2 separate regions of the Homo sapiens genome follow, and region 2 is linked to region 1. A link is an interaction called in ENCODE POLR2A ChIA-PET data of the cell type or tissue named here. Cell type or tissue: GM12878. All regions are shown on one strand. Links, peaks and the distances in the headings refer to the core of each region. The heading gives the core; the rest is flanking DNA.

Region 1 (10,712 bases), core at 1,362-9,361:
TTTTCTTTGTAAAAATCTCAAATATTTATAGATTTCCTCACCCTGGGCATTTCATTTTTTATTGCTATAATGAATGAGGTTTTCGCTCAAGATTTTTCATAGCCAAGTGCTACCAATTATTAAATATCTTTATGTGGTATAAAACCATCTTACTAAACTTTTTTTTTTTTTTTCCTTAAGACAGTTTCATTCTTGTTGTCCAAGCTGGAGATCTTGGCTAACTGCAACCTCCACCTCCCGGGTTCAAGCTGTTCTCCTGCCTCAGCCTCCTGAGTAGCTGGGATTACAGGCACATGCCACCACGCCCAGCTGATTTTTTTGTATTTTTAGTAGGGATGGGGTTTCACCATGTTGGCCAGGCTGGTTTGAACTCCTGACCTCAGGTGATCCACCCACCTCAGCCTCCCAAAGTGCTGGGGATTCCAGGCGTGAGCCACCACGCCGGGCACTAAACTCTTATTTTTAACTCTTGATTTGATTCTCTTGGTTTTCCCAGGTTTAAAATTGTGACTGTCTGCAAATACTGCTATATTCCACCAGTTTCCAATAGTTAAGTCTTTTATTTGATGTATTCTTGCACTGGCCAAGACATTATCAAACATCAGTGTTACTGGGCATCTTTGTTTTGTTTTCTGATTTCAAGTGTTCATAAAACAAGAAGAACTGTTTAACACTGCTATCTTGGCACATATTGGGATGATATAGCCAGAGGTTAAATACTAGCTGGTGCAAACCGCCCAAGGGTTCAAAACCAGGCTCTGTGGCTAATTTGCAACTAATCTTTGGGCAGACTATTTAACCTTTTGGCCTATATTTCATAATGTGTAAAATAAGCATAATCTCTTTCTTCAGGCTGAGGGGATTAATTGAGATAATGTAAGTGCTTAAAACACTTACTTGGCACACAGTAAATACCAGGTTTTGTCTTCTTTGACAATTTCATATTTAATTAGTTTTGCTGGTGTTTTACTTAGAATGTTCTTGGCTTCTGTATGTGCATCTGGGGCCGGGTGCAATGCTTCATGCCTGTAATTCCAGCATTTTGGGAGGACAAGGCAGGAGGACTGCTTGAGCCCAGGAGTTCGAGACCAATCTAGGAAACAAAATGAGATCCCGTCTCCACAAAAAATTTAAAAAATTATAGCTGGGTGTGGTGGCACATGCCTGTAGCCCTAGCTACTCAGGAGGCCAAGGCAGGAGGATTGCTTAAGCCTAGGGGTTCGGGGCTACAGTAAACTATGATTGCGCCACTGCACTCCAGAATGGGTGATAAAGCAAGACCCTGTCTCAAAAAAACATATAAAAGATAAATTGGGGCAGGGTGCGACGGCTCATGCCTATAATCCCAGCACTTTGGGAAGCTGAGGCAGGTGGATTGCTCTGAGCTCAGGCGTTCAAGACCAGCCTGGACAACATGGCAAAACACGATTTCTACAAAAATTAGCTGGGCATGGTGGCTCACCCCTGTAATCCCAGCTACTTGGGAGGCTGAGGCTGGAGAATCACTTGAACTTGGGTGGAAGAGTTGCAGTGAGCAGGAAAAAAAAAAAAGATAAATTTGGAATATAGTTTTCATCCTTTGTAATGTCTTACCAGGTTGCTGTTCTTATATTTTGTATTTTATTAGGTTTTTAAGAGTTTAGGCTAGTTTTTATTTATTTATTTATTTATTTATTTTTGAGACGGAGTCTCACTCTATCGCCCATGCTGGAGTGCAGTGGTGTGATTTCAGCTCACTGCAACCTCCACTTCCCAGGTTCAAGCAATTCTCCTGTCTCAGCCGCCGAGTAGCTGGGACTACAGGCGTGCGCCACCACACCCAGCTAATTTTTGTATTTTTAGTAGAGACTGGGTTTCACCATGTTGACCAGGCTGGTCTTGAACTCCTGACCTCAGGTGATCTTCCTGCCTCGGCCTCCCAAAGTGCTGGGATTCCAGGCGTGAGCCACCACACCTGGCCTGGGCTAGTTTTGTAACATGAATTTGGTATCTTTTGGTATTCTAGGATCTAGAATAAATCTAGTTTATGTTTTTTGAAACTTTTAAAGAGAACATATAATTTATATATGGGTATTTATGTTAGGTATATCATTTATATAAGAGTATATAATTTCTATGCTAACTGGGTCTGGAGCACTCCTTCCCCTAGCTGGTTGCGAGGGCATGGCCTTTAATATATATTTAATATATTCCATGAGTTAAGGCCAGGCACAGAGGCTTACACCTGTAATCGCAACACTTTAGGGAGGCCAAGGCAAATGGATCACTGGAGCCCAGTTCTGGACCAGCCTAGGCAACATAGCAAAACCCCATCTCTACAAAAAATACAAAAAAATTAGCTGGGTATGGTGGTGCACACCTGTAGTCCCAGCCACTCAGGAAGCTGAGGAGGGAGGATCACTCAAGCCCAGAAGGTTGAGGCTACAGTGAGCCAAGACTGCGCCACCGCACTCCAGCGTGGGTGATAGAGCAAGACCCTGTCTCAAAAAAAAAAAAAAAAGAAAAAGAAAAAAAAATACACACACACACACACACACACACACACACACACACGGTTAACAATCTATTCAAGTGCTCTACTTCTTAAATACATACTTATTTAAATATTTACACACATTTAAAATATCCCCCGCCCCTCCCTTTTAGCTTCCATAAGGGTACCCGCTTCCAATTTATATATATTTAAATATTTACATATATTATTAAATATGGTTAACAATCTATTCAAGTGTTCTACTTCTTAAGACAATTCTGAAAAGCAATCAGTTCCACCTTCATGATTAGCTCTTCCAAAGTTGTGCATGACACACAAATTTAGACCCAGTGTCTACAGTTACTTGGTCACTTTCTTCTGGATATACTCCTATGTCTTGTTCCTCTTCCCTCTCCGTATTTCTTATTATTCCTTCCTCTTCTCAATGATAACAAAAGCCTCCATAAAAGACAGTCTTTTGACCTTTTCAAACACCAAAGGGCATCAGCATACAATCTCGTATGCTAAGCACCCTGATTCCTGTCTTCCTTTCACTATATTTAAAAAGTCCGGGAGCTTCCATAAGATTAAAAAAGAAAAAACATTCCCCGCCCCTCCCTTTCAGCTTCTGTAGGGAAGGGTTGCCCTCTTTCCATCAACTCAGTTTCCAATCACTATGTGAACAAGACCAAGACTAGCCTTTGAGTAAATGAATAGGTTAGCAACAATCTTAAAGAACAGAAATGGATGATTTTAACAATATAAAAACAGAAGGTATTTACACTTTGCTGTTTACATACAGGAAGATGCTAACAGTTCCTAGTTCCTTCCTGCCTACATGGGAAGGTTAAGGCACAGGGATGCAGGCCACTGTACCTGTGACTAATGTGCCATATGTGACTTATGTGCCAAAGCATATTAGATAACTATAATGAACACAAGTAAAAGGATCCTATAAAAACATCAAAATGAGACCAGGTGCAGTGGCTCATGCCTGTAATCCCAGCACTTTGGGAGTCCGAAGTGGGCAGCTCACTTGAGGCCAGGAGTTCAAGACCAGCCTGGCCAACACAGCGAAACCCCATCTCTACTGGAAAAAAAAAAATACAAAAAATTAGCCGGGCATGGTAGCATGCACCTGTAATCCCAGCTACTCAGGAGGCTAAGGCACGAGAATTGCTTGAATCCAGGAGGCAGAGGTTGCAGTGAGCCGAGATCATGCCACTGCACTCCAGCCTAGGTAACAGAGAGAGACTCCGTCTAAAAAAAAAAATTAATTAAATTAAAAAGCAAAAACATCAAAATGACTTTCAAGTCCTAGAAAATATTCCAATTTAAATTGTGCAATTTAATATTTTCAGATAATCTCAAATATGGAAGAACTATGCATTCTTTCAGCAATCCTATCCTGCCCCATCCTTATCTCAGACATTTAATAGAATCCTACTAAAAAAGGAAATAGTTAATAAATAAATGGATGTAGCTTCTAGAAATCAACACTTAGCTAGGTATTCTGGCAATCAACATCAAGTGCAGTCTGATGATTTGTAGATTCCATCTTTTCCTTTTATGGAAAAACTGTACTTTTAACTTTCCTAATTTTCTTGCATGGCTCCATTTCATCACAGCTCCTCAAAGATCACTGACAGCAACTCAGTAAAGAGAAATGAAAGTTCTTTGTGTCCTGAGACATCAAACATCCTGACCAGGAGACTTGACCTCATCTGTTTCTGTATCAGAAATGTCCTATGTTCCAGGATGATTCTACATTCCAGTATCATGTGGTAGAGGCAGCATGGTAGGTTGCAAGTTCAAGCTCTGTGACCTGGGTTTCAAATCTAGGACCCCTTTCTACATGTATAACTTCGGGCCAATTACACAATTTGCTTGGTTTTCCCCATTACTTACCTAAAAATATGAGGACAAAATTTGATATTAAAAAGGGCTGTTAAAAGATTAAACGGGAGGTATCCGCAGGAGTGGCCGGGTGGCGGGAGGAACCGTTACGGGAACTGAAGTTGCGGATTAAGCCTGATCAAGATGACAACCTCCCAAAAGCACCGAGACTTCGTGGCAGAGCCCATGGGGGAGAAGCCAGTGGGGAGCCTGGCTGGGATTGGTGAAGTCCTGGGCAAGAAGCTGGAGGAAAGGGGCTTTGACAAGGCCTACGTTGTCCTTGGCCAGTTTCTGGTGCTAAAGAAAGATGAAGACCTCTACCGGGAATGGCTGAAAGACACTTGTGGCGCCAGCGCCAAGCAGTCCCGGGACTGCCTTCGAGAGTGGTGCGACGCCTTCTTGTGATGCTCTCTGGGAAGCTCTCAATCCCCAGCCCTCAACCAGAGTTTGCAGCCGAGTAGGGACTCCTCCCCTGTCCTCTACGAAGGAAAAGATTGCTATTGTTGTACTCACCTCCGACGTACTCCGGGGTCTTTTGGGAGTTTTCTCCCCTAACCATTTCAACTTTTTTTTGGATTCTCGCTCTTGCATGCCTCCCCCGTCCTTTTTCCCTTGCCAGTTCCCTGGTGACAGTTACCAGCTTTCCTGAATGGATTCCCGGCCCCATCCCTCACCCCCACCCTCACTTTCAATCCGTTTGATACCATTTGGCTCCTTTTTTGGCACAACAGTCACTGTCCTTGTAAAGTTTTTTAGATCAATAAAGTCAGTGGCTTTCAAAAAAAAAAAAAAAAAAGATTAAACGAGGTAAACTACTCATAGAGGTTTTTTTTTTTTTTTTTTTGGTGAGCGTGTGTGTTTTTTTTAGATGGAGTTTCACTCTTTGTTGCCCAGGCTGGAGTGCAATGGCGCGATCTTGGCTCACCGCAACCTCCGCCTCCAGGGTTCAAGTGATTCTCCTGCCTCAGCCTCCCAAGTAGCTGGGATTATAGGCATGTGCCACCATGCCCGGCTAATTTTGTATTTTTAGTGGAGGCGGGATTTCTCCATGTTGGTCAGGCTGGTCTCGAACTCCTGACCTCAGGTGATCCGCCCACCTCGGCCTCCCAAAGTGCTGGGATTACAGGGGCGAGCCACCGTGCCCGGCCCATAGAGGTCTTAAACAATGTATCAGCAGCTAACATACCTGTGCTAAAACATACCTGTGCTATGTTAGCAATTATTTACTTTTTACCACATGCCTCCTGTTCACACAAGTACAGAATCTTTATGCCTTTATGCTATCTTCTTTTTTTTTTTTTTTGAGACAGTCTTGGTCTGTCACCCAGGCTGGAGTGCAGTGGCGCAATCTCGGCGCGCTGCAACCTCCACCTCCCGGGTTCAAGCAATTCTTATGCCTCAGCCTCCCAAGTAGCTAGGATTACAGGTGTGCGTCACCACACTCAGCTAATTTTTGTATTTTTAGCAGAGACAGGGTTTCACCATGTTGCCCAGGCTGGTCTCAAACTCCTAAAGGCCTCAAGGGATCCACCAACCTCAGCCTCCCAAAGTGTTGGAATTACAGGTGCGAGCCACCACGCCAGACCCTCTTTATGCTATTTGCATACTGAATTGGTATGTGGCGGTGACGCTGATTGGAACCTCTTATTTCAGCAACTTCAGGTCACACTGAAGACAAACTGGGGAATAAAAGAAACAAACTGAGAAACACCTCAAATTGCCTCAGTAGTGACATTAATATATGAAGTAGCCAGCTATGTTTGAGATAATGGGAACCCTTGGCCAAACAATGCACCAGGGCATGGAGAGGGCAGGGCAAGACATACGCTGAGTTCTTTCTCCTCCTACCCTCTCTAATCTTCTGCCCAGGGCTTCCATTGGCTAAACCCAACCAAAGCCCAACCAGTAGGCAGGGGGTTCTGGGTGCCATGGTGACAGCATGGTCCTTCAAGGACAGTGTGGGGCACTAAAAGGAGCAAAAGGGTCTGGGAGGTGAGACAACTGGAGGATCAGCTCAAAGGCAACACACTCCAGGAACGTAGAGATGAAGACACACCTACTGCAGAAGGGGCAGCAAGATTTCTCTGATGTGGCAAGAATGTTGAATCAGAGACTTGCTTGTCTTCCTGTGTTTGGGGGAGGTTCAACCTTAACATTTAAGTGGGGTGGGTTCAGGAAGCCCACAGCAGAGAAATTAAAATGAAGTGTTTAAACCAGAAAGAAAAAAAAAAAGATAATGGGAAATCAGGCTCCCACTATCGTAAATCCCCTGTAAATGTCCCTTTTCTTAGGTCAGGACACAAAATTAAACCCCCAATGGCAATATAAAATATTGAGGATGGGCAAACTCACCAAACCTGCAGAAACGTGGATAAAACAGGAAACAGTAACTTTTATTTTTTTATTTTAATGAATTAAAACTACAAGAAAGCTAAATTAATAGGTTACAGGTATGAACATATTTGTATTTAATTACATGCTTATAAAGATTTTTAAAAAAGGCTTGAAAAGCTGCTAAAGTATTCATTCTTTTAACAAAATTGAAAATTAAGAAAGTTAAAAAGGAATAGTTTTAAAACTATATAATAATATAGCATAAAGCTCGGCAACCGAGAGTCAATTTGCAACTGAGACAAAACAACTTTAAGTGGCTCCTTTTCGCTATTTTTAAAACTTACTATTTCAGAGGGCTGAGATCACAACAAATGATACATCCAACTAGAGATCAAGAGTCTAGCTTTACTTGGAGGTTGCTTAAACACTTCTAAAGTCTTAAAATATTTTTCAAAGTACGTATAGTACAGCAGAAAGAATTTGAGACTTCAGCCATCATAAAAGCTAAAATGTATTGGACACTTACAGCACACTATCAGACACGCTATGCATGGCATTCTTACTGAATCCTCACAACTACTTTATGTATAGGTTCTATTATTGCTATGTTACAAATGAGAAAGCTGAGGAAAAAGAGGCATTAAACACCCTGCCCAACAACACACAACCAAGGTTTAAATCCAGAATTTATGGCCAGAGTCCCTCCCATCTCATCTCTACACTGAGCTTTAGTTTTCTCACTTATAAAACAGTTTGGAGCTGGGCAAGGTGGCTCAAGCCTGTAATCCCAGCATTCTGGGATGCTGAGGCAGGAGGATCGCTTGAGCCCAGGAGTTTGAGGCCAGCCTGGGCAATATAGTGAGACCCCGTCTCTACAAAAAATATTTTTTAAATAGAAAAATGAAAGTTTGTATGGTATATTCTCACTCTAACTAAGTTTATAAATTCATGTAACCTTGTAGTGTCTCTCAAATTGCATGCTGATTTTAGTAGTTCATAAAAAGCATTAAGAAATAAAATAGAAAGTATTAGAATGCATTCTATGTAGTAAGACCTAAGTACTGTTTCATGAAATTTCTTTTTCAGTTTTGAGAGTGTGTGTATGTGTTGGGTCACTGGTCAAAAATATAATTTCTCACTGCAGGCTGAAATTAAAAAAAAAAAAAAAGGCTTGGTGAAAGCCACTACAATCTTAGTTGAATTCCAACTGACAAAAAATTATCATCCGAATTAGTAAGTAAATGCTTTGAATGCCATACTAGTAAGTATGCAAATAAGAGGGTTTCCTAACCTGTGTTCCAGTAGAACCTTTCTTCAAGATGTTTGTGGGTATTTCCTGGGGGGGAGGGTGTGTTCTTTTGACCAAATAAACTTGAAGGAAGGAAATATAATGTGCAGTATTTCTCAATTTGCCAATACACACTACTAAAAACTCTGACAAGCTCTGCAGAAAAACAGTAACACAATCACCATCAAAAATAAAACTCTGTTTAACTATGTTTAACCCAGTGTTTTCCCAAGTTGAAATCTCACCCTGGAACCTCTCCTACAAACAACTAATCTCTCTAAGACTGGCAGTCTACAAAACACAATTTGGGAAACACGGCTTTACGTGGAACTTATCTGCGAAAAGGGGATCCTCATAACCTTCAATTATCATGGTATGTAAATCACTTTCAAATAAGCACAAATATAGCTGAGATAAAAAGATAAACAGAAAAAATTGTATTTTGGTTAAGTATTTCATCTCTGTTAAGCAAGTTTGCTTTTTCTTTTTTCTTTTGAGATGGAGTTTCCCTCTGTTGCCCAGGCTGGAGCGCAGTGGCACTATCTTGGCTCACTGCAACCTCCACCCCCAGGGCTCAAGCGATTCTCCTGCCTCAGCCTTCTAAGTAGCTGGGATTACAGGCACCTGACACCATGCCCAGCTAATTTTTGTATTTTTAGTAGAGACATGGTTTCGCCACGTTGGCCAGGCAGGTCTTGAACTCCTGACCTTAAGTGATCTGCCCACCTTGGTCTCCCAAAGTGCTGGGATTACAGGCACGAGCCACCATGCTGGCTGCAAAAGTTTTCTTATACTACCACACAGCTGTATCATTTAATATTTATAGAAAGAACGTATTATTATACTCTGAAAACATGAGGTGGGGAAGAGGGGAGGGAAGATAAATTTTAAAAGGTAAGAAACAAAAATCCTCTATCCAAATAAATTACAATCTAGAGACACGAAACTTACATACATAGGAAAAACTTATAACTCACCAATGCTGAACAGCGATGAAACCATACTGTAACTAGAGAGATGGGAGCCAAAAGAGTATCTACATGGGTCATGTTAACGGCCTGAGTTTCTGTCTCCCTGCTATAGAATCTAAAAGTAAATGAACTGGCTGGCTGATGATATGCCATCAAAGCAGGAAAAAACTTGTTTACTGAGCTCCTTGAGGCCTGGCCTTTAGTACCTAGCATAAGGGGCATTAAAAACTGCTTAAGCCTGGCGCGGTGGCTCACGCCTGTAACCCCAGCACTTTGGGAGGCCGAGGTGGGCGGATCACAAGGTCAGGAGTTCAAGACCAGCCTGGCCAACATGGTGAAACCCCGTCTAAAATTAGCCATGCATGGTGGCGCGCACCTGTAATCCCAGCTACTCGGGAAGCTGAGGTAGGAGAATCGCTTGAACCCGGGAGGCGGAGGTTGCAGTGAGCCGAGATCACGCCATTGCACTCCAGCCTGGGCGACAGAGGGAGACTCCATCCTGGGAAACAAACAAACAAACAACTTGTGGACCAAATTAATAATAGACATTTGAGGATGTATGAATGCTAATGGGTGGTGAATATCACCCTTATCTCTTACCAGTGATAGAATCCCGAGCTGCAAAGAACCCTGTGATCTAAGCCAGGATGCCACCTTTACATAGGTAGGGGATTAATACCAACCACAGCCAAAGCATGTTCTTTACATTCCCAAATTTAATTCTACATTTTTGGTTCTTTCTTTCCCACTCTCATTGCCTTTTGTTAATGTTTTTCCTTCCCCTAAAACACACAACTCGCCCAACTTTACAACACAATTGTGACAACGAAACTGATGTGAGGCTTGAGGACTTGTTAATAAATAGACTGACTTACTAAGCTTGTACTTTACAACCATAAAACATTTAGTTCTTAACTATTTATTCATAAGCACAAAGGTAGAACATTTGAAAATACACATTTTGATGTTATTCTCATTACCCTAAGCAGAGAACTTCAGTACTGTGAAATAACACTACCATCTGACCAACTGGGAGAAAAAAGGTTAAAGCACAGTCACATGCCATAAAGTACTCAGACTGCAAGACCACCAGCAAAAGGGGAGGGAACCAGTGCAGGAGAAAAAGGCAAGTCAGAAGCCTACATACAAATCACTGAAAATAAGGGTAAGAGAATTTAAGGGGTTTTCAATCTGGGGCCCTTGGTATAATAATGGGATGACTGAAGCCCAGAGAGATGGAGTTACTTGTACAGAGTGACAACATAATTAGCCATGGAGTCAGGACCCAGCCCAGATCTTTCGATTCCCAGGCTTCTGTGTTTCCCACTGTAACACAGGCCTCCCATCTTCTCTACAAGAATAATGTAGAAATTAAATACTATCTACTGGCCTAACTAAACTATAAGCCACTAATCAAATTATGACTATACAACGAAAGCATTTATAATAAACCATCTCTTTTAGATTGTAATGTGGTTACTGCTTGGAAACCTATTAAAATCCAAATTCGGATCTATTTATAAACCTCCATTCTAAAATACTAATTCAAAACTGCTCAGCAAGGAAAATAAAATTATTTCATGAGGGAGTCATACCCTATTTCAGGGAGCACATATTTTGAAGTGAGGCAGACCTGAGTTCAAATTCTGGCTCAACTGTGCAATGTTTGTGTTATCCTGGACAAACCCTCCACTTTGGTTTCCCATCAATGATGTTGGGGACAATACTACCTAAGAGGTTTGCCCAACAT
Region 2 (10,712 bases), core at 1,596-9,595, 55 kb after region 1:
TCTGGCTCATGCTGCCAAAGGTCTAAGGGTGGCTTAGCAGAGCTCAGCTGTTGGCAGCATCCTGCCTAACCAAGACACGCTGATGAGGCTGCATCCCAAGCAGGTGCAGGCAGCCTCTCAGCAACCTTCTCCCAGAGGCCTGAGTAGGGAATAGGGTGGGCTGGGGTGAGGAGGAGAAGGGGTTCCTGCTACCCTCCACCTTGTTTATATCCTATTGGTCCCTCTGACTGGGACATACCTGGCATTGCTTTCCTTCCCCTACCCCCTTTCTCTGTCTTGGCTACTATTTTCAGGGCTGGAGGGACCAGCTCTTCTCTAATTTCCCTGTGTAGCAGGACAAGTCACAGACAAAACTCCTCAGACACTGAGTTAAAGAGGGAAGGGGTTTATTCGGCCGGGGGCATCGGTAAGACTCCTGTCTCAAGAGCCGAGCTCCCTGAGTGAGCAATTCCTGTCCTTTTTAAGGGCTCACAACTCTAAGGGGGTGGGCGTGAGAGGCTCGTGATCGATTGAGCAAGCATGGGGTACGTGACTGGGGGCTGCATGCACCGGTAATTAGATCAGAACAAAACAGGACAGGGATTTTCACAGTGCTTTTCTATACAATGTCTGTAATCTATAGATAACATAACCGATTAGGTCAGGGGTCGATCTTTAACTTCGAGGACCAGGGTGTGGCGCCGGGCTGACTGCTTGTGGATTTCATTTCTGCCTTTTAGTTTTTACTTTTTCTTTCTTTGGAGGCAGAAATTGGGCATAAGGCAATATGAGGGGTGGTCTCCTCCCTTACCCACAGGAGAGGGAGAGCACATTTTTTTGAAAAACTTACTTGGGAGGGGGTTTGGATAAAGTAATCTTTATTACATTTTATTTTTTGTGACGAAGTTTCACTCTTGTTGCCCAGGCTGGAGTGCAATGGCGCGATCTCGGCTCACTGCAACCTCCGCCTCCCGGGTTCAAACGTTTCTCCTGCCTCTGGATTACAGGCATGTGCCACCATGCCCGGCTAATTTTGTATTTTTAGTAGAGTTGGGGTTTCTCCATGTTGGTCAGGCTGGTCTCAGGCTTCCAACCTCAGGTGATCCACCGGCCTCGGCCTCCCAAAGTGCTGAGATTACAGGCGTGAACCACCGTGCGCAGCCGTAAGTAATCTTTAATTATCTTTTGTTTTCAAGGCAATAGCCTGACCTGCAAGCCTGTTTTGTTTGTTTTTATTTTTGTTTTTTTTGTTGTTGTTTGTTTTTTCCTATAGAAGCTGAATTGTACCTAGATTTTTTTCATAATTTAACATCTGTAACAAAGCCTAAAATTTCCCCAAGCCAATGGAACCCAGGCTAAGGTGGAAGTTCAAGATCTCAATAATATTTTTCAAACTCACTGCACACTTTTCTCATCTATTCTTCATGTACCAGTACAAGGTTCTTGCTCAAAACAACAACAACAAAAGGTTTTCTTTGGCCGTTTGAGAAAAAGAACTGAGATCCCCTCTTTATTCCTTCCTTCATATGTTCTGGATAATGAACCGGTCAAACAATGAAGGCATCTGTTAAGGGCAGTCCTTTGTTTCTTCTTTGTCTCGAGTTCCACCATCCCTGCTTCATTTCTGGCCTCCCCTGTAACCCACACAGCTGTCCTCCGTATTATGGAAGAATGTAGGGTATCTTCCTCTGGTCATCTGCAGTGGAAAAAATATTCCCCTGGAAGACCATGCCAGGATCTCAGGATACAACCTGAGCAACCGAGAGCACACGCCCACTCCACGCAGTTGCTCCCGGGTCAGCAGCAGGAAGGTTAACGGGATACAAACGGGTGGGTCGTAGCATTCCCTTGGACTCCGCCGTCTGGACATTTGCTCAGGGGGATGGATAAAGGAGAAACAAATTACATTTCTTCATACCTGCCTGGATTCACTGAGTATTTATGGAGCACCTGTTGTGTGAAATCCGAGGAGAAGGCTAGAATAGAAAACAGACTCTCGGCCACGCACTGTGCCTCACGCCTGTAATCCCAACGGTTTGGGAGGTCGAGGTGGGAGGATAGCTTGAACTCAGGAGTTAGAGACCAGCCTGGGCAACATGGCGAAACCCCATCTCTACAAAAAATACAAAAATCATCCAGGCATGGTGGCGTGTGCCTGTAATCCCAGCTACTTCAGAGGCTGAGGTAGTAAGATTGATTGAACCGGGGAGGCTGAGGCTGCAGTGAGCCATGATGGTGCCACTGAAGTCTTTTTTTTGGTTTTTGTTTTTTTTTTGAGATGGAGTCTCGCTCTGTCGCCCAGGCTGGAGTGCAGTGGCACGATCTCGGCTCACTGTAAGCTCCTCCACTCGGGTTCACGCCATTCTCCTGCCTCAGCCTCCCGAGTAGCTGGGACTACAAGGCGCCGCTACCAAGCCCGGCTAATTTTTTTTTTGTATTTTTGGTAGAGACAGGATTTCACCATGTTAGCCAGGATGGTCTGGATCTCCTGACCTCATGATCCGCCCGCCTCGGCCTCCCAAAGTGCTGGGATTACAGGCGTGAGCCACCGCGCCCGGCCCGCCACTGAAGTCTTAAGTCTTGCCTGGGCAACAGAGGGAGACCCTGTCTCAAAAAAAAAAAAACCTGTGGGAGTCCACAGGAGGATACAAAGTTCATGCATGAAATAGAACCCTAGGAATGCCAATGTAACCTGCTCCACGCATGGGAGCCTGAAGCATCTTCTCCCTGGCCCCCACCCATCCAATATGCATGGAAAACCACAAAGGGCCCTTGCCCTACAGTCTGGCATCTTAGTGCCTTGAGATTTTTAACCCAGGTTAAAAATTAACCTGTCTTACTTGTTAACTTGTCTACTGAGAGACCAGTTCAGGTCACTACAAATCACCTCTGCTACTTGGTGGCTGTTGTGACTTCTGTTAATCTCTGAGAGCCTTAATTTTCTCATCTCTAAATTAGGAGCTATGCTAGTACTCATACAATAGAGTTTTGTGAAGATTAAATGAGACCTTATTTGGAAGGTGCTTAGCTCAGTTCCTGGCACACCAGGGACTGGCATTCTCTGCCCCATCTTTAGGGGGCTGGAGTCAACCAAGAAACTTTGGCTGCCAGTTGTGAGCCACAGTGGAGAGGAAGATAGTCTTAGGCTAGTATTAGGGAAATAAGACTAACCCACAGGGAAAAATAGAGGACAAATTAACAGCTAATTTGTGATAGTGGTCACAAATGAACTAGAGATTTATGTAAGGAAAGCTGGGAGGACTTGGGTGGCTAAGGAGGTCTCCTCAGAGCAGCTAGAGCAGGTGTTTGATGGGATCAGAGAGATCATCTTGTGGTTAGCTAAAGGCCATTCCTGTGAGGCAGAGTCAGGGCTCATTCAGTTTGAGCCAGCTGCATTGTATTAGTATTCACACTGCCACAAAGATACTACCCGAGACTGGAGACGGGGTAATTTATAAACGAAGGAGGTTTAATTTATGACTCACAGTTCTGCATAGCTGGGAAGGCCTCAGGAAACTTACAATCATGGCAGAAGGGGAAACAGGCACCTTTACAAAACGGCAGGAAAGAAAAGAACAAAAGAAGGAGGAATTTCCAAACGTGTATAAAGCAATCAGATCTCATGAGAATAGCATGGGGGAAACTGCCCCCTTGATCCAATCACAGATCCCTCCCTCAATACCTGGGAATTATAATTCGAGATGAGATTTGTGTGGGGACACAAAACCAAACTATATCACCCATGTAGGCTCAGATGGTGGGCTTTGAAGACTTTCTACTGCCCCAAAGACAAAGTTTGCATTTGAACTTATTAAGCACTTACTATGTGATAAGCATAAATATAGAACAGCTCCAGTTTCTCAAAACATCATTTGGGAAGTATAAATATATGATTTGGAGACTTGCTGTTAAATATGCATCTACAGACTTCTTGCATAGATGTTTGGCAGAGCTGAACGCTTACTTGTTTTTCTGTAATGAGAACCCAATTTAGATATCTTTTCTTTCTTTCTTCCTTTCTTTCCTTCTTTCTTTCTTTCTTTCTTTCTTTCTTTCTTTCTTTCTTTCTTTCTTTCTTTCTTTCTTTCTTTTTTTTTTGAGATGGAGTTTTGATCTTGTTGCCCAGGCTGGTGTGCAATGGTGCCATCTCCGCTCACTGCAACCTCCACCTCCCGGGTTCAAGCGATTCTCCTGCCTCAGCCTCCTGAGTAGCTGGGATTACAGGCATGCATCACCATGCCTGGCTAATTTTGTATTTTTCATAGAGACAGGGCTTTACCATGTTGGTCAGGCTGGTTTCAAACTCCTGACCTCAGGTGATCCACCCACCTCAGCCTCCCAAAGTGTTGGAATTACAGGCGTGAGCCACCACGCCCCACCTGAGACACCACGCCCGGCCTGAGAACCCAGTTTAGAAGTTTATCAGAACAAATCTAAGCTTGGTCTGGTATAATTTTTCTCTGGAATCCCTGACCCTCCCTTATTTTTCTAGTCATGCAAAGCTTCTTTATTTAAAAAAAAAAAAAAAAGTTGTGGGTGTTTTTTTTTTAACTCAATTACCCTTAAACTTGGTCTTGTGGTTATGCAGGAGAATGGACAATTCTTATGAGATGCAGCTGAAATATTTGGGGCTGTGTCGTGATTTATGTAACTCACTCTCAAATGTTTCAAATACAGGTAGACAGAGAACAAGGCAAAATCTAAACAGTCGCTGAACATAGATGAAGGGCTCGTGAGTGTTTGCTGTACTATTCTTTCCATATTTTCTATGTGTTTGGAAATTCTCAAATAAAACAATAGGAAAAACTCATTGAAACATAGGGAGGAAAATGGGGTAAGAGGAGAAAGCCCCCCTTCCCTGCTGGCCTTTTCAGGCTCTAGCCTGGGGCATGTCTCATTTGATGCCTGGAGCTGACGAGTTTCCCCTTTTTCTTGTTATTGGCATACTTCAGGGAGTTCTTCAAAACTTGGTCATTTTGGCTGTTCACCAAAGGCCTCTGATTTCCACTCTCTGTGTGGGGGCCCCTCTCTGCCTCTGGTTGACTTCATTCTCAGCCTGTCGGACTTCCCGAGGCTCCACTAGACTCTGTCCTGGCTGTCATGACAACAGCGGCAGAGTCCCTGGAGAAGGCTGATGGGCGATGGGAAGGCTCTTACATCTAGGAGTTCTAGATGTATGTTTTTTTGGAGGCATGTCCCATAAACCTCGGGAATTCCTGAGCAAGTGCGTGTGTTGGGCCAAGGGCTGGGGAGCTGGGCCAGCGGTCCAGGTCCCTCTCCTCAACAAAAGGAAATGGATTTGTACTGGACTTCTTGAGGAGATCTAATGTCAATCCCAATAAGCTGTCTTCCTGATGGAGTTTCAAGGGTAATTTAAACTCTGAACTCTTTTAACCTTATTTGCTAACTTTAGACCTAACCTGCATGTAGCATGCTGTCACTGTGTAATAAAACGCTCATTCATTCATTCCACCCACACTTACCAAGGGCTTATTTTGAGCTAAGCACTGTGCCAGGGCTGGGGACACAGGGCTGTACTGTGGTTTCCAACCACAGTTACCCCACACACTGAGAAAGGGAGAGCTCTCTTTGTGAGGTGGTGGTCGGGGCAGATTTCCTGGGATGGGTGGGCCTGGGGCAGGTCAAAGAGAAATTGAAATTGGACAGAAAAAGGAGCTTTTTGGAGGGATGAGGGGGCATCATGAGTAAAGACAGCCTCTGCTCCATGTGCATTCTCTGGCATGGTGGAGATTAGTAGGCCTCAGTCAGGCTGAGAAAAACCTAAAATTAGCCTGACCAGCTGGGCCTGGGCTGTGTGGGACTCTCCCTCACCCCCCTTGCCTTCTCAGGTTTCAGAAAGCCCGAGTATGTGCAGGAACAGCATGCTTTGCCCAGGTCGTGGCAGGCAGATCAGGGCACCTGGGGCCGGGCCGGGCAGAGGGTGCAGCTCCCAGCAGGGATGTTGTCTTTTATACGGGTTCCCCAATTCTGCAGGCCTGGCAAGAGGGAAGGGGGAGACTGCCCTTCCCATCTTCTTCTTGATGCCACTTCCTCTTTGGCTTGTTCCTTCCCCTTCCAGATCTGCAAAGCCTGGCAGTGTGGCACTGCCCAGGCCAGCAAACCAGAGACACAGCACGGCAAGCCCCACCAGGGGAAAGAGGCTTGGATGGGCAACTTCCTGGACACTGGGGAGGAGCAACCAGAAAGCCTCATCCTCACCCACTTTACCCTGTTCCACCTTCCTTTCTGATCTAGCCTGAAATTCCCTCCGTTAGTCACCATCAGCAAAACCGCAGAGCATGTGCTATGATCAAGACTTAGAAGTTGTGTGAGAAGCTAATCTCACCTCCAAAGGTGCTGGAGCTGGTCTGAGTGGGTGAGGAGCAGCGGTGCATGGCACCACGTGCATGGTGGTGGGGAAGGTGGGAAAGAGATGGCCAGCCTGGTGGTGCTGGCGGTGGTGGGGGCTGGGCAGCAGGGTGGCCTTTCCCACTTAGTGTCCGTCCCATCCCTACATCAGATATTCATGACTTGTTTCTTCTCCCTAGATGGCACTGTCTGGTACTCTCTGCCTTCTCATCTTCCTCTAGTCTGGGGTCCCTCCTTCTGGGTCACCAACTCCAAGACAGTTTGCAAATGCCAGTCCCCCTATCTGAAACAGTGCTGGAAGTTTCTGGAGCCAGAAGCATTGCTGAGCATGGGTAGTAGGGGCCCAGGAAGGCTTCCAAAGAGATGGGGCTGATGCAGGGCCCCAGAACAAGTTGCCCAGCCTGAGCTCATGGCCACAGTTGCTGTTATTTGCAGTTTTTGGAGTCTTACAATTTGCCCTGCCATGCTAGGCAATGGGTGACCACTGGCCACTCGCAGGCTAGACACCCTCAGATGGGGCCCAGGATTTTAAAATTTGTCAAATTAGATGCCCATTCAAAAACTGGGAGATTTCACGTGAAGTCAGAGTTTCTGACTTCTCTTGAAACATAAGAAGATAGGGCCCCATTTGAGGTGACTAACCAAGCTGGCTTCCTGGGACTCACCCAGTTTAGGCACAGAAAGTACCTTGTCCCAGGAAACCCTGGACAGGCTCCCAGAGCCCTGCAGGGCAACAGTAAACTGGAGTGGACTTGCTCACCCTCTAGGGCTCGTCAGCCCTGTTAGGGGCTAAATTGCACCCTCTTCAAATATGCATGTTGAAGTTCTAACTGCCAGTATCTCAGAATGTGACCTTATTTGGAAAGAGGGTCATTGCAGATGTAATGAGTTAAGATGAGGTCATACTGGAGTAGGGTGGGCCCCTGATCTGACTTCTGTCCTCGAAAAAGGGGAAATGGGAACACAGACACACACAGGGAAGATACCACATGCTGAAGGCAGAGACTGGGTGACGTGTCTCCAAGCCAAGGAATGCCAAAAACGGCCAGCAACCCCCAGAAACTCAGGGAGAGGCCTGGAATGGATCCTTCCCAGTGCTTTTGGAGGGAGCATGGTGCTGCTAACACCTCGATTTCAGGCTTCTGGCTTCCAGACCTGTGAGTCGACACAGTTCCATTGTTCTAAGCCACCCAGTTTGTGTGTACTTCATTACGGCGCCCTAGAAAACCAGTACACGCTCCTACCATGCCCTGCAGTTTTGTCATACATTCACCAGGCCTGCCTGGCCCCAGAGGCATTAGCCTTCTCACTTGCAGAAAATCCCCTGATGAGTTAAGCCAGATGTTGATGAGATCACTCCAGGGGTCCTGAGAGGGAAGGAGAAAGGTGGGTCTGGAGAGCATATGCCCCAGCCCTCAGGGGAGAGAGTGCTGGTGTCCCCAAGCAGCAAGTTCTCCAGTACTCACAGTATCCAGGAGGTGACCAGAGACCTGGGGGTGGGAGACAGGTGGGGCACCTGGGCTGGTACCAGGTGGCCAGCCTTGGCAGAGATCTCCCAAACTGTCGGGGACATTAGGAAACCACACCAGTGAGCTTGGGCAGCAAAGAAGCTGGGGCGACTTTGATGTACAAAAGATTAGGAGCCCTTCTGTGTGTTCAAGGCATCAGAGCCTCCTGGGTTCCGGTGGGTGAAAGGGGAGGTCCCAGTGGAGATGGAAAAGGAAATCTAGGTCAACCTTTCCAAATGACGTTGGCCTTGGAATGCGGTTGATTCAAGGGCAATAAAGAAAGTGTGTTAGGGCTGGGCGTGGTTGCTCACACCTGTAATTCCAGCACTTTGGGAGGCCGAGGTGGGTGGATCACTTGAGGTCAGGAGTTCGAGACCAGCCTGGCCAACATGGTGAAACCCCGTCTCTACCCAAAATGCAAAAATTAGCTGGGCGTAGTGGCGTGTGTCTGTAATCTTAGCTACTGGGCAGGCTGAGGCGGGGGAATTGCTTGAACCCGGGAGTCGGAGGTTGCAGATAGTGCCAAGATAGTGCCACTGCACTCCAGCCTGGGCAACAGAGTGAGACTCCATCTCAAAAAAAAAAAAAGTGTGTTATTTAATCCCCATTATACAAGTAAGGAAACTGAAGCTCGGAGCAGGTAAGGCTCCCAAGCTCACAGTGCTGGAAAGTAGCAGAGCCAAATCTCCCCCAGCCTTGGGTCACTGGAGCGGCTAGTTTCAACAAGGTCACACTGCCGCCGCCCCCACTGCAGTGGGCCGCCATGGGTCTTCTCGGTCAGCACTCACTGCCCGCTGGCTCTGCAAACCTCATTCTCAACCTGCGTTTGAACTGGAAGCTTTCGCTCTGATTCTCTCCCTGTTTCCAGGGTGGGTTTTTTTTTTTTTTTTTTTTTTTGAGATGGAGTCTCATTCTGTCACCCAGGCTGGAGTGCAGTGGTGCAATCTTGGCTCACTGCAACCTCTGCCTCCAGGGTTCAAGCAATTCTCCTTCCTCAGCCTCCCAAGTAGCTGGGATTACAGGCACCCGCTACCATGCAGGCAAATTTTTTTTTGTATTTTTAGTAGAGATGGGGTTTCACCATGTTGGCCAGGCTGGTTTTGAACTCCTGACTTCACGTGATCAGCCCACCTCGGCCTCCCAAAGTGCTAGGATTACAGGCATGAGCCACCGTGCCCGGCCTCCAGGGTGGTTTTAAGAAGGCAAGTCCGTGGGATCTGCCAAGTCATCTCATGCAGAGCGTTCAGGAAGATCATGGTCCCCCTGCCAGTTCCTGCGGTGTTCTTGAGGTCAAATAATATTCTTGTGGTTCGCTCATTCATTCATTCACTCACTCACTCAGCAAGCACTGAGGGAGTACATGAGGGACTGTGGATATGGCAGTGAACTATAGACCTGGTCCCTCCCTCCAGGAGCTTGTAGCACTTTTGTCTGGTGGCAACACGTGGTGTGGAGAAAAGAAAGCTGCTCAGCATGTTAGGGTATGCAGCAGGGTGGAGAGCTGTTGTCATTAACACAGGGAGGTCAGAGGAAGGCTCTGGTAGATGCTAGTGAAAGTCTGAAGGGTAAGGGAGTCAGCCCAGGGCTCCAGGGGGAAGGGCCTCCGAGGCAGAAGGTACCAGAAATGAAAAGGCCCTGAGTCAGGAGCACACTTCCCTGTGGCTGAAGTGATCCTGGGAGTCCACAGGAATCCATGGGAACCTGTGAGCCATCATGGAGATTTGGGAAACACGAGAGGGCTGGTCTGGCTGTGTGATGAGGGTGGTTGGGGCGGCTGGACGTGCAGGAAGGAGAGAGATGTCATGATCTACGTGAGTCGGGACAAAGGATGGACCAGGGTGGTGGCTGTGGAGGCGGGAGGAGCAGTCAGACTCTGGATGTATGTCTAAGGAGGATGAGGGCTTGGATATGGGGAGGAAGAAGGGGAGCCCTAGGTTTTTGGCATTCATCTTCTGGCAGTCTTTCCTTAACTTTCCACCACTAGGGCCAGCCTCTGAGTTCATCCTCACCAGGTTGCTGCGACAGGGAGGGCAGGCTCTGTGTCCTCATGTTTGCCTTTTGCTTTAATCCTCACTCATCTTTACTTGCTTTAGCCCATGGGCTCTGGAATGAGGGGCCCTTGGAGCCCCCCACTTCTGATCCTGAGGTGGGGGGCAGGCAGTAGAAGCTGGAAGGAGAGCCTTCCTTAGCACACAGCCCCACACCCCACTTCCCATCCTTTCTTTTGAAGAGTGGAGGGGGATCCTCTGAAAAGCAGCGATGAGGAGTGCTCCCCCATCCCCACCCCCTCTGCACTGTGCTCCAGCCAAGGCCTGAGAAAGCAGCGCAATGTCAGGGAGACCCAAGGGGTGGTGTGGCAGAGGGTGAGAGAAATGAGACAGCACCTCAGCCTGTGAAAGTGGAGGCTGCGTGGATGCCGGTGCACATAAGTGAGTGGGGAGGGGGAGGGAGAAAATCTTCCCACCACTAGACTGCCCATACCATGCAGACTCAGAGACCTGCAGCCCAGGCTCTGCCCCTCTCAGCTCTGGGCTCTCCTCCCAGTCCTGGGGGTGGCCCTGGGCCAGGGCTGTGATGCACCGCCCACCCTCACTGCACTTGAGCTCAGCTGAGAGCATATGCTGGGCACCTACCCAGTATCTAGTTTCCCCTTCTTCCTTACTAACAGCATCCTGCCTTTGGGGGGTGGCAAGGTGTCCAGCTCAACTACTTCCTTGGATCCTTTGTATGTAGTGGTGGTCATGTTGACCTAGTTCTGCCCAGTGGAATAAGAGCAGGAGTCAGTGGGTGGAAATTTACTTTTTTTTTTGTTTTATTTTTTGAGCTGGAGTTTCACTCTTGTTGCCCAGGCTGGAG

Evidence for each region. Peaks named below come from ENCODE experiments on the same cell type or tissue, not always from the same donor. Only the 100,000 strongest peaks of a DNase experiment are listed, where the experiment ranks them.
Region 2: POLR2A ChIA-PET joins it to region 1 with 13 read pairs; 16 of 35 experiments call an interaction of 5 or more read pairs at or near these places.

Annotation. Positions count from the first base shown.
Region 1 is chr2:230,719,205-230,729,916 of GRCh38, reverse strand. The region is part of intron 1 of CAB39 (calcium binding protein 39); the gene reads right to left. It also overlaps the pseudogene BANF1P3. Among named protein-coding and RNA genes, the nearest start is that of CAB39, 12 kb to the right of the region's middle. RefSeq lists an enhancer at 8,230-8,753. In GM12878, for the core only: no CTCF peak of the experiment used is centred there; a DNase peak (open chromatin) is centred at 8,052; H3K4me3 peaks cover 885 bases; H3K27ac peaks cover 2,273 bases.
Region 2 is chr2:230,663,962-230,674,673 of GRCh38, reverse strand. No RefSeq gene overlaps it. Among named protein-coding and RNA genes, the nearest start is that of LINC01907, 31 kb to the left of the region's middle. RefSeq lists enhancers at 5,567-5,706, 5,907-6,126, 6,507-6,586, 6,607-6,656, 6,697-7,176 and 2 more. In GM12878, for the core only: no CTCF peak of the experiment used is centred there; DNase peaks (open chromatin) are centred at 5,493, 5,763, 6,263, 9,293 and 1 weaker place; H3K27ac peaks cover 4,297 bases.